Regions from separate parts of the Homo sapiens genome. Here region 1 is linked to region 2. Evidence: read pairs that join two places in POLR2A ChIA-PET (ENCODE). Cell type or tissue: PC-9. All regions are shown on one strand.

Evidence for each region. ChIA-PET counts read pairs that join two places held together with the same protein. Peaks named below come from ENCODE experiments on the same cell type or tissue, not always from the same donor. Only the 100,000 strongest peaks of a DNase experiment are listed, where the experiment ranks them.
Region 1: POLR2A ChIA-PET joins it to region 2 with 10 read pairs; 3 of 35 experiments call an interaction of 5 or more read pairs at or near these places.

Annotation. Positions count from the first base shown.
Region 1 is chr10:63,290,358-63,298,357 of GRCh38, reverse strand. The region is part of intron 2 of JMJD1C (jumonji domain containing 1C); the gene reads left to right. Among named protein-coding and RNA genes, the nearest start is that of MIR1296, 79 kb to the left of the region's middle. In PC-9, no CTCF peak of the experiment used is centred here; no DNase peak of the experiment used is centred here.
Region 2 is chr10:63,510,299-63,518,298 of GRCh38, reverse strand. It overlaps a transcript of JMJD1C not described here. Among named protein-coding and RNA genes, the nearest start is that of REEP3, 7.1 kb to the left of the region's middle. In PC-9, no CTCF peak of the experiment used is centred here; a DNase peak (open chromatin) is centred at 3,028; H3K27ac peaks cover 1,220 bases.

The DNA of each region.
Region 1 (8,000 bases), 220 kb after region 2:
ATGGTCCTGTTTATGTCACAGATGTCACTTCACCAGCTGGAAATTCTGTGGCCAGTGGCACCAGTGCTTGAGTTTTGCTTATTCCCACTGGGCTCATTCTGCCTACTTGGCCTGGCAGGCTGAACTCGGCTCACACTACTGGCCTGGATCTCACGCCTATCAAGGGCGAGCCAGGAGCAGAGTGGTGAGGGGTGTGTGACCGGGCAAGCACAGGGTCCAATCACTGTGCACAGCCAGGCATACTGGCTGCTATAGTGGGGCAGGCAGTTCCAGTCACCAGCACAGGTCTGGCCCCATTGTGAGGCTGCAGCTGGATCAGATGTACCGTAAGCAGCTGTCGCTGCAGCACCCGCGTGTGGATGGAGGGAATGTGGTATCATCTGAAAGCTTAGAAATGCCAGGATCTGCAGAGCCCCCAAAAAGGGTGTTACAGCGTGTCACAGCCCTGGCTTGAGGAGCCCTGAGGTCTGGGCTCCCAGTAGGGCCACAGCTCTTCTTTCTTTCTCGTCACCTGCAGTGTGGCGAGTGAGGGGGTGAGTTTCTGGAGGGCAGTTTCAGCCCATTTGTGTTACAGCTCTTTCAGTCCTGCCATCCCGCTCCAGCTGGCAACTCCTGGGCTGGCCCGGCCCTGTTGCTTTTTCCCATCCCATGGGGTGGCTACCTGGTGGAGGGCAGGAGGGCTGTAGTGTTACGGAAGCTCTGGCTTTGGGAACCCCAAGGTCTGGGCCCCCAGAAAGTTCACCACTCTTCACTTTCACAATCTGGGAGCATGTTACCACCCACACCTCAGTAAGCCAGCCAGGAATGTGTTACAGCTCCTTTCAGTCCTGCCATTTGGTGGGTCCAGAGTTCTTGTCCTGCATCCAGGAAGAATGAGGTTATGTGGACAACTGGAGGGTGAGCAAGACAGAGAGGAGTGATAGAACAGCTCTCAGCGGAGAGGAGACCTGAAGTAGGTAGCTCCTATCTGCAGACAGGTAGTCCTGATGAGTGTCCAAGCCTGGCTGAGCCCGGGGTTTTTATAGGCTCAGAATGGAGGAAGTGCATGCTGACTGGTCCATGGGTGGGCCTGGAAAAAGCACTATCCGACTGGCCAAAAGGCATCAAGGAAGTTCTCTGGGTTGGAGACTCTACCCAGAACTGGCAGCCCGGCCTCCAGGCTTCAGGCCATCCCTGGCTTGTAGGATTACAGGCGTGAGCCACCGCGCCTGGTTTATTTAATGTTTTTAAATAAACACTTCGCTGTCGACACAACTAAACTGCATATACTTTTCAGGATCCTGGGTATGATGATGAGAAAAGATGCCAAAGGAGATGACTGGTTCCTAATTTTGAGAAACTTTCAAAGTGGTGAAAGAAACACATATGGTTCAAGAAGGGAATAATTATATAGTAACAGGTACTTTGAAGAAATGTGTAACCTGATTTATGAAAATCTTAAAATGGGAACTTACGAGTAAAATAGAGATTTTTGCTTTAAATTAAAAAAAATTGTCTATCCTCCACCCCCTTTTCTTTTAAGAACTTCATACTGTCAACCAGGAGAGACTATCTTTTACAGCTAGATAACTAGGCTTACTAGCATGTAGAAAATATAGCTGATCTCATTATATGCAGATTCTGTAATTGCAAATATGCCTACTCACTAAAAATTATTTGTAACCCAAAATGGCACTTCCTTGACCATTCATAGACTTACGCAGAGTGGAGAAAAATTTTTGTCACCTATACGCACATTTCCAACTGAGATTGAACAGGTGATGTTCTGCTTTTTTGTTTCAGATTTCATACTGTAAACAAGTATCCTTTTAATGGTCTATTTAATGTCATGTTTTTTGTATTGTTCTGTTTTTCTGGTTTAGGTTAGTGATTTTGCTGTTTAAAATACTCCCCAAATGTAGTGCCGAGTACTGCCTAATGTTTTTTAAGGGCAAGAAGGCTGTGATGATATGCCTTTTGTGGAAAATACATGTGTTAGACAAGTTTCATTTAGGCATGAGTTAATAGTGCTGCTGTTCGTGATCTCAATATTAATGAATCAACAAGATAGCCAGGCATGGTGTCTCATGCCTGTAATCCCAGCACTTTGGGAGGCTGAGACGGGTGGATCACCTGAGGTCAGGAGTTTGAGACCAGCCTGGCCAACATGGTGAAGACCTGTCTCTACTAAAAATACAAAAAATTAGCTGGGCGTGGTGGTGCATGCCTGTAATCCCAGCTTGGGAGGCTGAGGCAGGAGAATCATTTGAACCTGGGAGGCGGAGGTTGCAGTGAGCCAAGATTGTGCCATTGCACTCCAGCCTGGGCAACAAGAGTGAAACTCCATCTAAGAAAAAAAAAAAAATATATATATACACACACACACACACACACACACACACACACACACACACACACATATACGTGTATATATATATATGTATACACATGTACATGTATATACATACACGTATTCATGTATATATATATACATATATATAGTGTGGTTAAGCAGAAACACACATGAAACATGTTTGTGGATAAATACAGTTAACAAAAATGTGACAAGGGGCTCATTGGAGCCTACCTTGTATTTTCCTTAAGAACAGTAGCTCAGTATTTACTAATTCATTGTTTAAAGGGGCTTTACAGAGCGTAACTACCATGCATAACAAGAATCAATTGTACCTACCAGATTTTTCTTGACTAAACTGTTGAAAAAATTTTGTCTCTAACAATTTGGAAATAAATTGTACCTTTTTCTGTTTGAAATGAAACTTGCTCATAAAACAATTCAAAATCTAGTTAATGCTTCTTGAGAGAGACCCCTTTCTTGATCAGCAGGTTCTCTGGTGAGCCTATATAGAATCATAGCAAGAAAGCAGCCAATGAAGACAGAACTCATAGGCTTGAAACACTAATTGTAATTTCTTAACATTTTCAGTTAATACTTATGGTTGCCCTCAGAATTCTAAATGCAGGCTAGGCATGGTGGCTCACACCTGTGACTTTGGGTGGCCGAGCACTTTAGGAGGCTGAGGCAGGAGTATCACTTCAGGCCAGGAGTTCAGAACCAACCTGAGTGAGACCCTGTCTCTACCAAAAAAAAAAAAAAAATTAGTTGGGCACAGTGGCACATGTCTGTGTTCTGAGATACTCAGGGAGGCTAAGGCAGGAGGATCACTTGATCTGAGGAGTTCACACCTGCAGTGAGACTGAGCCATGATCAAGCCACTGTACTCCAGCCCCAACGACACGGAGAGATCCTCACTCAAAACAAAAAATCTAAATGCTATTCCTTTTTTTTTTAACTACTTCAGAAAGAATCTTTATCTTCTAATTGCTGTTTTTTAAATTTGATGACCTAAGATGGTTGTGGCTCTTCTTACATAATTTCCTCATAAAAAACTGTAGACTGGCTGCAACAATTTAGTTCTACATTTTCAATAATGCCTTTTAAAATTAACTTCCTAGGAGCTGGTGGAAAGTGTTTTCCTTAATGACCCTCAATTTTAGAACTTCTTTAAAAATATTTAATGATAGCCTTTGTTTTTAGATACTATGGAAAATACAAAAACAAAATTGAAGAAATCTTTGTCTTCCTAGAACTCCAAAGTTTTGTGGAGACAGATACATGCATAAATAACAAGTTAAAACTATTTTTACTGTGTGGTAGTAGAAGTCCAAACAGATAGCAGTGGGTATATAAAGCAGGAAAGGATTAATTTTGAGTGATGAGATACAGAAATTAATTCATAGACAAGGCTATGTTTGAACTAGGCCTTGGAAAGATTGACCAGGGTGCAGTGGCTCAGGCCTGTAATCCCAGCACTTTGGGAGGCCAAGGCGGGCGGATCACGAGGTCAAGAGATGGAGACCATCCTGGCCAGCATGGTGAAACCCCGTGTCTACCAAAAATACAAAAATTAGCTGGGTGTGGCGGCACACACCTGTAGTCCCAGCTACTCAGGAGGCCGAGGCAGGAGAATTTGCTTGAACCCTGGAGGCGGAGGTTACAGTGAGCCGAGATGATACCACTGCACTTCAGCTTGGCAACAGAGTGAGACTCTGTCTCAAAAAATTAAAAAAAAAAAAAAGATTGAACTGAACAGATAAAGGGAAACATCTTGAGCTAAATTAGACGAGAATAAATGTAAAAGAACAGAGGACGTTTAAGGATGTGAGATACGCATAATTACGAAAATGACCATAGTGAACTATGAATCTGGAAAGCAGAAAGGGTTGAATTGCTGAAGAGTTCATCTGCAAGGTGAAGATGATTAGGATATCTTGCAAAATGTAGTAATAAAGTGCTTTGAATAGGGAATGATTTAGTTAAATTTGTCTTTTAGGATCAGTTGGAAGAGTTAGATTAAATGCAAGAAGGGCAATTAAATTAAAAAGAACTGAATTAGTACATGGGAAAGGTCAGAAAAAGGACCTAGATGTGACAGTTTACTGCATATAGATAATACTTAGAGCCATAAGTTGATCAGTTGGAGTTCAAAGTGATTGGCTTAATCTTGAGCCACATCCACATTTAAGGGTTGTGAAGAAGTGGAGCCATCTGGGAAGATTGAAAAAAAAAATTAGAGAAATAGGGAAAGCATCAGAATATGGTATTTTCAAAGTCAAAGGAGAAATAAGCCTCTTATAGGTTATCATTAATACGAATGCCTCTGTGTTGAGGAGGGTGGAGGACTGAATTTATCAATAATTGGGCCATTACTTTGAGAGAGGAGTTTCAAAGGAATGCAGAATTAGACAGCTAGATCACATGTGATTATAAAAGTAGGATGACCTGAAGATTTTATCTTCAGGCCCTATTTTATGACAATGAGTGTGTTGATTGTGTATTTTTGATAAAGAAGGAAAAACAAATATTACATATTTATATTTTATTTGATGGACCTGAGAGAATGGTAGCAGTGAATGTAAGTGGTAAGTAAAAGAAGTAGGAGAGGTCTGATCATCAGAATATGGCTAGGAAGGTAGTGATATATTCTTGGAATAAAAGCTCTGTGAGAGCAGAAAGATTTGTTTGGTTCTACACACTACTTATCTCTAGGTATTTGTTGGTTTATTTGCTGGCAAGAAGGATGAATATAAAATGGAGTGACCATGGTTTATTTCAGTTAAGGTTTGGTGGCATTGAGACCACCAAACCAAGAAAAGGTCGAGGAAGTCATTTATTCTTTGAGACTGATGCTAGAATAACAACAGTAGAAGTGATTATTTCTGATAATGGGGATTAGAATGTGTAATCTTCCTGGGGAAAATACTTGGCTAGGTTGGTTGTAGGCAATGGTTTGTTTGTTTTGTTTGTTTGTTTATTTTGAGAGGAAGTCTCACTCTCGCCTAGGCTGGAGTGCAGTGGCATGATCTCGGCTCACTGCAACCTCTGCCTCCTGAGTTCAAGTGATTTTCCTGCCTCAGCTTCTCAAGTAGCTGGGATTACAGGCAAGCACCACCACGCCCAGCTAAGTTTTGTATTTTTTGTAGAGAGGGGTTTCACCATGTTGGCCAGGCTGGTCTCTAACTCCTGACCTCAGGCGATCCGCCCACTTCAGCCTCCCAAAGTGCTGGGATTACAGGCGTGAGCCACCACACCCAGCCGGAAGTGGTTTTAAGGAAGACATTAAGAATGGTAGGTGACTTTATATCATCCTGTTAATAAAGAGGGACTATGGACGAAGTGGATTTGGCTTTAGAATGTTTGTAAACATTAGTATGATGTGATGATTGTCCTGTTTTATTTTTATTTTTTTGAGACAGAGTCTTGCTCTGTCATCCAGGGTGGAGTGCAGTGGCGTGATCTCGGCTCGTTGCAACCTCTGCTTCCCGGGTTCAAGCAATTCTCCCACCCCAGCCTCCTGAATAGCTAGGACTATAGGCATGCAACACCATGTGTAGCTAATTTTTGTATTTTTACTAGAGACGGGGTTTCGCCATGTTGGCCACGCTGGTCTTGAACTCCTGGCCTCAAGCAGTTGCCCACCTTGGCCCCCCAAAGTGTTGGGATTTCAGGCATGAGCCACTGCACCCAGCCATTTTAGTAAAATTCTTTAAAACAAGCCTGTGGGAGTGAAATTAAAATGCAGAATAGAAATATAAATTTAGGGCCCAGCATAGTGGCTCACATCTGTAATCCCAGCACTATGGGAAGCTGAGGTGGGAGAATCACTTGAGACCAGGAGTTCAAGACCAGCCTAGGCAAAAAAAAAAAAAAAAAAATCTGTCTCTACAGAAACTAAAAAAAATTAGTCAGATATGGTGGCGTGTGCCTATAGTTCCCAGCTATTCAGGAGGCTAAGGTGGGAGGATTGCTTGAGTCCAAGAGGCTGATAATGTAGTGAGCTGTGATCGTGCCATGACACTCCAGCCTAGGCAACAGAGTGGGACCCTGTCTCAAATACACACACACATACAACACACACAGACATGCACACACACATTTCTCATGTCTATACATAGTTTATTTTCCATTTCCAGTCAACCTCCCCCACCCAAAGAAATGAAGAGACAGATTAAAATAAAAGATTAGTTGTAAACCCAGCTTTATTATAGAGACTAGGATAGCAAAAGCATTGCAAAATTGTAATTCCAGCTGGGCACAGTGGCATATGCTTGTAGTCCCAGCTACTCTGGAGGCTGAGGCAAGAGTTTGAGGCCATAGTGCACTGTGATCATGCCTGTGAATAGTCACTGCACTCTAGCCTGGGCAACTTAGCAAAGCCGTTTCTTTCCGGTTTTTTTTTTTTTTTAGATGGAGTTTCACTCTTTTTGCCCAGGCTGTAGTGCAGTGGCATGATCTCGGCTCACTGCAACCTCTGCCTCGCGGGTTCAAGCGATTCTCCTGCGTCAGCCTCCCAAGTAGCTGGGATTACAGTCGCCTGCCACCACACCTGGCTAATTTTTTGTATTTTTAGTAGAGACGGGGTTTTACATGTTGGCCAGGATGGTCTTGATCTCGTGACCTTGTGATCCGCCCACCTTGGCCTCCCAAAGTGTTGGGATTACAAGCGTGAGCCACCTCGCCCAGCCCTTTTTTTTTTTTTTTTTTTTTTTCTGAGACAGACTTTCACTCTTTTTTCCCAGGCTGGAGTGCAATGGCGCTATCTCAGCTCACTGCAACCTCTGCCTCCCGGGTTCAAGCGATTCTCCTGCCTCAGCCTCCCAAGTAGCTGGGATTATAGGCATGTGCCACCATGCCTAGCTAATTTTTTTTGTATTGTTAGTAGAGAGAGAGTTTCACCGTGTTAGCCAGGCTGGTCTTGAACTCCTAACCTCGTGATCCGCCCACCTCGGCCTCTCAAAGTGCTGGGATTAGAAATGTGAGCCACTGCGCCCAGCCCAAGCCCTGTTTCTTAAAAAGAAACAAAGTAGTTGTAATTGCAATCAGATTTTTCTTACTAAATATCTATGAGTGTTTGGACATGTTTTGAAACAACTAATATACTTAATATTTTTTCTCAATATTTGCTATCTTAAAAAAATAAAGATTTCATACTGATTTTTTTTAGCTTGTCGTTACTTTCTTCATGAAGAAATTTAAATTTCTACAGCCAGTCCTCTTCATTATTGTGACATGAATTCCAATCCTGAATATCATGAACTTATAGTAATAGCAAAATTGCAAGCATTTTGCTACAGTGTGTATTTTAATCTCTTTCCATAAATAAGTACCTCAGAGTAATCATAGACATTAGACATAAAAAAGTCCTATTGGATTATTTTGTTTGTGTCTTGCCAGTGTAGCTTTTCCCTATATTATCGCTTCAGAAGCTTTTTACCATCTACTTTTATTTATTTATTTTTGAGACAGAGTCTTGCTCTGTCGCCCAGGCTGGAGTGCAGTGGTGCGATCTTGGCTCACTGCAACCTCCGCCTCCTGGGTTCAAGCGATTCTCGTGCCTCAGCCTCCTGAGTAGCTGGGTTTACAGGCATCCGCCACCACGCCTGACTAATTTTTAATAGGGACGGGGTTTCACCATGCTGGCCAGGCTGGATTCGAACTCCTG
Region 2 (8,000 bases):
AGGGGCACATTGAATCTGATGTGGTTGAGAACTGTTGATCTAAAGTAAGAGTAACTTCATCTGAGAAGAGTCTCTCATGAAAAGTGCCCAGATTTTAGTGGAGGGTGTTTATAATTTCTGTGTATTGGACTGTGTCTCAGATACACAGAAATCTGCCAAATTTATTAGCAGATAGTTGAGATTTGCTAAGAAATAAGTGGCCATTATGCTGGGTGCGGTGGCTCATGCCTGTAATCCCAGCACTTTGGGAGGCCGACAAGGGCAGATCACTTGAGGCCAAGAGTTCGAGGCCATCCTGGCCAATGTGGCAAGACCTCATCTCTACTAAAAATACAAAAATTAGCTGGGCATGATGGTGCACACCTGTAATCCCAGCTACTTGGCAGGCTGAGGCAGGAGAATCACCTGAACCTGGGAGGCGGAGGTTGCACTGAGCTGAGATTGCACCACTGCACTCCAGCTTGGGTGACAGAGTGAGACTCTGTCTCAAAAAAAAAAAAAAAAAAAAAAAAGTGGCCATTAGATAAGTACTTCACTGTATAAGATAAGGTGCTAGGGGCACTGGGAGAAAAGGAAATATAGTACCTTCTGCCTAGAAGCTTTTATAGTGTGGTCTCTTGGAGTGCTTGAAATCATTTCTTATATAGAAGATATGATTTCTTTAAGTACTGAACTTAATTTTGATTTTATACATATATCACTAATATTCATACATTGTGCTATATAAAGCGCATCCTTCATTGTGTTCTGCAAAGACACTTTTCTTCTCTGAGGAAGGCAATGTATTTAGGGCAAAGGACATTCTCACAGGAGACCTAGTTCTACTACCGGTAATAGGATGTTTGGTAAATCACACTGTATGTTTCCTGTTGAATATGGGGATGATACTGTTATGAAGATCAAAAATAAGAGGCTTTAAAATCTAAGGGTAATTAGACTGTTAAAAGCATTGGTTTCTCTTTTAAATATTAGTTTTCCTAGGAGATATGTGGAATGTGCATCTTCTGCATGTTAAAAGAGTTCATTTATTAGCAGAGCAACAGAGACTAAGAAAGTACCTAGGAGAGCAGGTAGTGAGAGCAGAATTAGAGGGTACAAAGATAATGTCTGATCGCTGTAATTATTAATGAGAATGCTAATGAGACTGAATACTAGGTCACCTTCGCATTTCTATTAAGAGAGCATTTTCAGTGGCTAAAAAATATATTTATTTGGAGAAAGGCTAAAATTACTAAATGAGTCTGTCTTTCATAGTTGTTTAGAAAATAGGGGGAGAGAGAGGATCTTAAGAAGACTGACATAACAGAAGAAAGCTGTTCTTTTTCTGTCTGCTGCTAGATGGATACCTCTTTTCTCTCAGGCAGTCGCTTATGGAATTATGGTTACAACAGAGGTTCAGTTTGGCTTCAGAGATTGAATGATAATGAAATGATACTGAAAATACAATGATCAGATAGCAATAGAATAAAAAGATTAGGTTCTGATTAAGTATTCACTATAGGTATTGGTAGAAAAAGATGGTGACTAGCTGACAACACAAAAAGTAAAATACATCTGTGATGGCTGGATCTGGGAAGCACACACAGTAAGAAATTGACATTATCTGAGATTCTTACACATTTCCAGTAGTAGCCTTAACTATAACAATTAAGGATTTAGACAGAAGCTTTTGTTTTTCCTTCATGGTAAAATATGGTTTTGTGTTTGACCATGTTAAGTGGCAGAGAAACATCTAGTTTAAGATAATTGAGGTACTTTTACTATTTATTTAAAATAGAATAGATTAAATCAGGGTTTTAAGCTCAAGATAGACTTATGATTTCAGGTATTCAGGTGCATATGGGGTTGTGGTATAATTTGCCAAATCTGAAATATTTGATAATGACATCATGTCTAGTAAGCAGAATTTCAACAGATTTCTGTTGATGTCTTGAGTGATAATTCAAAGCACGTGGAATAAATTTAAAAGGGAACAGTGAAAAATTAGTCTTTTTTTCTTCCCTGTTTCCAGCTACTCAGTTCATTTCACAGGCAGTCTCTGTTCCCAGGTTTTTTTTTTTTTTTCCCTCAAAGTCCAGAAACATACCCAATTATTAATAGATATTTAGTCTAAGATAAAGACAGCATTTTATGGTTTTTGGAACACGATGGAATTATTCAGTAAACGATGTGACAACCAGCCAGCCATTTAATAAAAACTGAAGAAAAAAAATTCTGATAGGTAGGAAATGGAAAAACTGAAAGTACCATAAAAGTACAAAAAAATAGATAAAGGTATTATATTCTTGATAGCAGGAGGACCTTTCTGTCGTAAAATCAGAAACCATAATCATAGATTTGAGTATACAAGAATTGAAACTCCTGTGCCTCCAAAACCAATATAAACAAGATTAAAAGACAGATGACAAACTAGGAAAAAATTTGTAAAACCTGACAGAGGGTTTTTTGTCTGATTTTTGGGTATATATCTTCATATACAAAGCACTCTTAAAAACTATTAAGAAGTAATCTCTGAAGACTTCCAATTTCCAGTGTAGCATGTAAGGAGCTCAGTAATTGCCACTTGGTCCTGACAACAAATAAATAACTGAACAAAATGAAGAATAGACAACACTTCTTAGATTCCTCAGATAAGTGAAGTCACAGGGCAAACCACATCCTCCAAAACTGGAGAGACAGACAGCTGGATACAGAGAATCACAACTACTGAAGCAGAAACCGAGGATCAGAAACCCCTGAGGGAACCAGTACCCGGGTAGGAAAATCTGAGCTGTAATTGAGGAGTTGCTGGAGGCTCAGTGTGGACAAGTCTGAGACCTAAAAGCTCCAGGGAGAGCCAGTCCTAAGGAAGCCCCCGTAGTTTTGTGAGATTTACTTCCTGGAGCTCTACCAGGTCCTCACAGTAAATATTTGAGAAAAATCCTCTTACGCTGTCAGCTGGAGAAGGGAGAAGTGAAACATTTTGAAATACACCAAGGTATTCTGTTCTTAACAAGGCCTGCCCTCAGGAGAAATTATTTCTCTTAGAACCAAACCTAACTGGGGAATGGGAAAAATGCAGCTCCAGTCAACTCTAGCCCTCCACATGGAGAAAAGGAAATTCCTAACTCCACCTCCCTCTAGACTTCCAGTTGTGGGAAGGGAAATAACTTCAGCCCTCTCCAGCCACCCTGTTCCATTTGAAGGGAGGAAAAAACCTGAGAAATGCTGGTGGAAGGTCACAGTCTAGAGGCACGGGCTCACCAGAGGACTGAGACCTAATCCTAGGCCTATAGAATGCTTCTCCTCCCCCATCACCCTAGTACTGCATTACAAAACACCTGTTTACTGTAGGCTTTAAAAAAAAAAATACTTAGTATTATTATGTCCACCTTTAACAAAAAATTACAGGCATACTAAAAGGCAAAAACTGTAGTTTGAGGAGACCAAACCAAACATCAGAACCATAGCTAAATATGGCAGGAATGTTGGAAATATCAGACCAGAAATTTTTTTACGTATTTTTACTTTTTTTTTAAGCTTTTATTTTAGATTCTGGGGTACATGTGTGTGGTCTGTTACCTAGGTATGTTGCATGATGCTGAGGTTTGGGGTCTGAATGGTCCCGTCACCCAGGTACTGACCTTAGTATCCCACAGTTTTTCATCCCTTCCACCCCCTCCCTCCCTCCTCTAGTAGTCTCCAGTGTCTATTGTTGCCATCATTATGTCAGTGAGTACCCAGTGTTTAGCTCCCACTTATAAGTTAGGGCATGCAGTATTTGGTTTTCTGTTCCTACCTTAATTTGCTTAGGATAATGACCTCCAACTCCATCCATGTTGCTGCAAAAGGACATGATTTCATTCTTTGTTATGTCTGCATAGTATTCCATGGTGTGTGTGTGTACTACATTTTCTTTATCCAATCCTGTTGATGGGCACCTAGGTTAATTCCATGTGTTTGCTATTGTGAATAGTGCTGTGATCAATATGTGAGTGCATGTGTCTTTTTGGTACAATGGTTTTTCTTTTGGTTGTATACCTGGTAATGGGATTGCTGGGTCGAGTGGTAGTTCTTTTAAAGTTCTTTCAGAAATGTCCAGACTGCTTTCCACAGTGGCTGAAGTAATTTACATTCCCATCAATAATGTATAAAGGTTTCCTTTTCTCTGTAGCCTTGCCAACATCTGTTGTTTTTTGACTTTTTAGTAATAGCCACTCTGACTGATGTGAGATGATAACTCATTGGGATTTTGATTTGCATTTCTCTGATAATTAGTGATGTTGAGCCTCTTTTTTCATGTTTGTTGGCTGCTTGTATGTCTTCTTTTGAGAAGTGTCTGTTCATGTGTTTTTGCCCATTTTTAAATGGGGTTATTTTATTTTATTTTATTTTATTTTATCTTTTGAGCTAGAGTCTTGCCCTGCCACCCAGGCTGGAGTGCAGTGGCGCGATCTCGGCTCACTGCACGCTCCACCTCCCGGGTTCACGCCATTCTCCTGCCTCAGCCTCCGGAGAAGCTGGGACTACAGGCTCCCGCCAACACGCCCGGCTAATTTTTTTGTATTTTTAGTAGAGACGGGGTTTCCCTGTGTTAGCCAGGATGGTCTCGATCTCCTGACCTCATGATCCGCCTGTCTCGGCCTCCCAAAGTGCTGGGATTACAGGCATGAGCCACCGTGCCCGGCCTAAATGGGACTATTTTTTGCTTCAGTTGTTTAAGTTCATTATCAATTCTGGATATGAAACCTTTGTCAGATACATGGTTTGTGAATACTTTCTCCCATTCTGTAGGTTGTCTGTTTTCTAACTTGATAGTTTCTTCTGCTATACAAAAGCTCTTTAGTTTAATTAGATCTCAATTGTCAATTTTTGTTTTTGTTGCAGTTGCTTTTGAGGACTTAGTCATAGAGTCTTTCCCAAGGTGCCAGTGCCCAGAGTGGTGTTTCCTAGGTTTTCTTCTAGGATTCTTATAGTTTGAGGTCTTACATTGAAGTCTTAAATCCATCTTGAGTTAATTTTTGTATATGGTAAAGGTAGGCATCCAGTTTCATTCTCCTGCAAATGGCTTGGCAGCTATCCCAGCACCATTTATTGAATAGGGAATCCTTTCCCCATTGCTTATTTTTGTTGACTTTGCCAAAGATTAGATGGCTGTAGGTATGTGGCTTTATTTCTAGGCTATGAATTAAAAAAAATATAGGATTAACATGCAAAAGGCTTTAAAGGAAAAAGTAGACAATATGCAAGAACAGATGGATAATGTAAGCAGAGAGATGGAAATTTTAAGAAAGAATAAAAAATAGTAAAAAATATTGTAACAAATGAAGAATTTCATTGATAGGCTCATTAGTATACTGGACTTTTAAAAATCTCTGAGCTTGAGGATATTACAAAAAGCTTCCAAAACTGGAAAGCAAGAAGAAAAATGACAGAGAAAAACTCCCTCAGAACAGAATGTGCAAGAACTGTGAGACAGCTGCCAAAGGTGCAAAATATACATAAGGAAATACCAAAGCAGCAGAAAAAAAGAAAGGAACAGAAGCAATATTTTAAGTAATAACTGAGAATTCCCCCAAATGAGTGTCAGATATCAAACTACAGATCCAGGAAGCTCAGAGAGCACCAAAGATGGTAAGTGCCAAAAATCTACACTTAGCCACACCATATTCAAACTTCAGAAAATCAAAGGTAAAGAAACCATCTTGAAAGAGGCCAGGGAGGAAAAATACCTTACCTATAGAGAAACTAAGATAAAAATTACATCCAACTTCTCAGAAATCATGCAAGCAAGAAGAGAATAGTGAAATATTTAGTGTTGAGAGAAAGAAGCCCACCACCTAGAATTTTATATCCTGCCATGTTGTGTTACCCTTCCAAAGTAAAGGAAGAATAAAGACTTACTCAAAGTGAAAATTGAGGGAATTTGTTGCAAATCCGATTTGTAAGAAATATGTATAAAAGACTTAAAGCAAAAATTGAGGGAATTTATTGCAAATCTGATTTGTAAGAAATATGTAAAAAAAAAAAGTTCAGAGAGAAGGAAAATAATATAGGTCAGAAGCTTGAATCTTAAAAACTTTTATATTCCTTGTTCATAATTGATCTGACAGATAACAGTTTGTTAAAATAATAATAGTGACCATGTATTCGATTATGCTTCTGTGGGTTTGTATATGTGTGTGTATCTATACATGGTACTTAGGTATAAGTGAAATGAATGACAGCAATGATGCAACAGATGAAAGAGTGAATTTAGGAATATTTGGTTATTATAAGGTACTTGGACTGCTTATGAAGTGGTATAGCATTGTTTGAGAGTGGACTTGAATGAGTTGTAAGTGTTTATTGCAAACTCCAGGGAAACCGCTGAGAGAAGTAAAAATTGAAAAAGAAGAAGGGGAAGGAGAAGGAAGGGAAAGATGAGAACAGTTATTCCTCAGTATACATGGGCAATTGGTTCCAGGGCTCCTTGAGTATACCAAAATCCTCACTTACTCAAGTCATGCAGATGGCCCTGTTGAACTTGTGTATACAAAACGTTGGTGCTACATATATGTAGTTTTCACATCCCACAAATACTGTATATATTTTTTTTTTTTTGAGATGGAGTCTTGCTCTGTCACCCAGGCTGGAGTGCAGTGGTGCGATCTCAGCACTCACTGCATCTTCTGCCTCCTTGGTTCAAGCAACTCAATTCTCCTGCCTCAGCCTCCGGAGTCACTGGGATTACAGGCGCCTGCCACTGCGCCCGGCTAATTTTTGTATTTTTAGTAGAGACGGGATTTCAGCATGTTGGCCTGGCTGGTCTCAAACTCCTGACCTCGTGATCCACCAGCCTTGGCCTCCCAAAGTGCTGGGATTACAGACGTGAGCCACCACGCCTAGCCAAATACTGTATTTTCTATCTGCTTTTAGTAAAAAGACATCTGCATATAAGAGGACCCATGCAGTTCAAACCCATGTTGTTTAAGGGTCAACTGTATAATCAATATGCCAAGAAAAGGGAGAAAATGAAATCATATAATGTGCTCAGTTAAAACCACAAAAGGCAGAAAAAGTGTAAAAGACGGAAATAGGAACAAAGAACAGGGGCCACACACAGAAACCTGTAATAAATATGATAGATACTAGTCCAGACTATATCAATAATCACTGTGGTTAAATATACCAATTAAAAGACAGAGATTAGTAGAGTGAATTAAAAAGCAAGACCCAACTATATGTTATCAACTAGAAACCCACTTTAAGTTTAAAGACACAAAGATTAAAAGTAAAGGAATGGAGAAAGATATATCATGCTAACATTAACCAAAATAAACTGAGGGTAGCTATATTAATAGTAGACTTCAGAGCACTGTACGTTATCAGGGATAAATAGGACGTAATGACAAAGGGTAAGTAATCCAAGAAGATACAACAATTCTTAATATCTATATGCCTAACAACAAAGCATCAGAATATGTGAGGCAAAAACTGATAGAACTACAATGAGAAATATATGAATGTACTATTATAATTGGACACTTTAACACTCCTGTATCAGAAATTGACAACTCCAGTAGACAAAAAATCAATAAAGACATAGTTGAAGTTGATAGCAGTATCAATCAACTGGGTATAATTGACATCTATAGACTACTTCAAATAACAGCAGATTACACATTCTTCTCAAGCTTACACGGAACATTCACCAAGATAAACTTCATTCTAGGCCATAAAACAAACCTTAACAAACTAGAGATCATGCCATATCTGTTCTCAAAGCACAATAAAATTAAATAGAAACCAGTAACTGAAAGATAGCTAGAAAATCCCAAAATATGTGGAAGATTAAACAACTTCTAAATAATACATAGTTCAAAGAAGGAATCTCAAAAACACTTAAAAATATTTTGAAATAAATCAAAATGAAAATACAGTTTATCAAAATTTGTGAGATGTAGTGAAACCAGAGCTTAGAGGGGAATTTATTGGATTGAATGCATTTATTAGAAAAGATGAAAGATCCAAAATTGGCC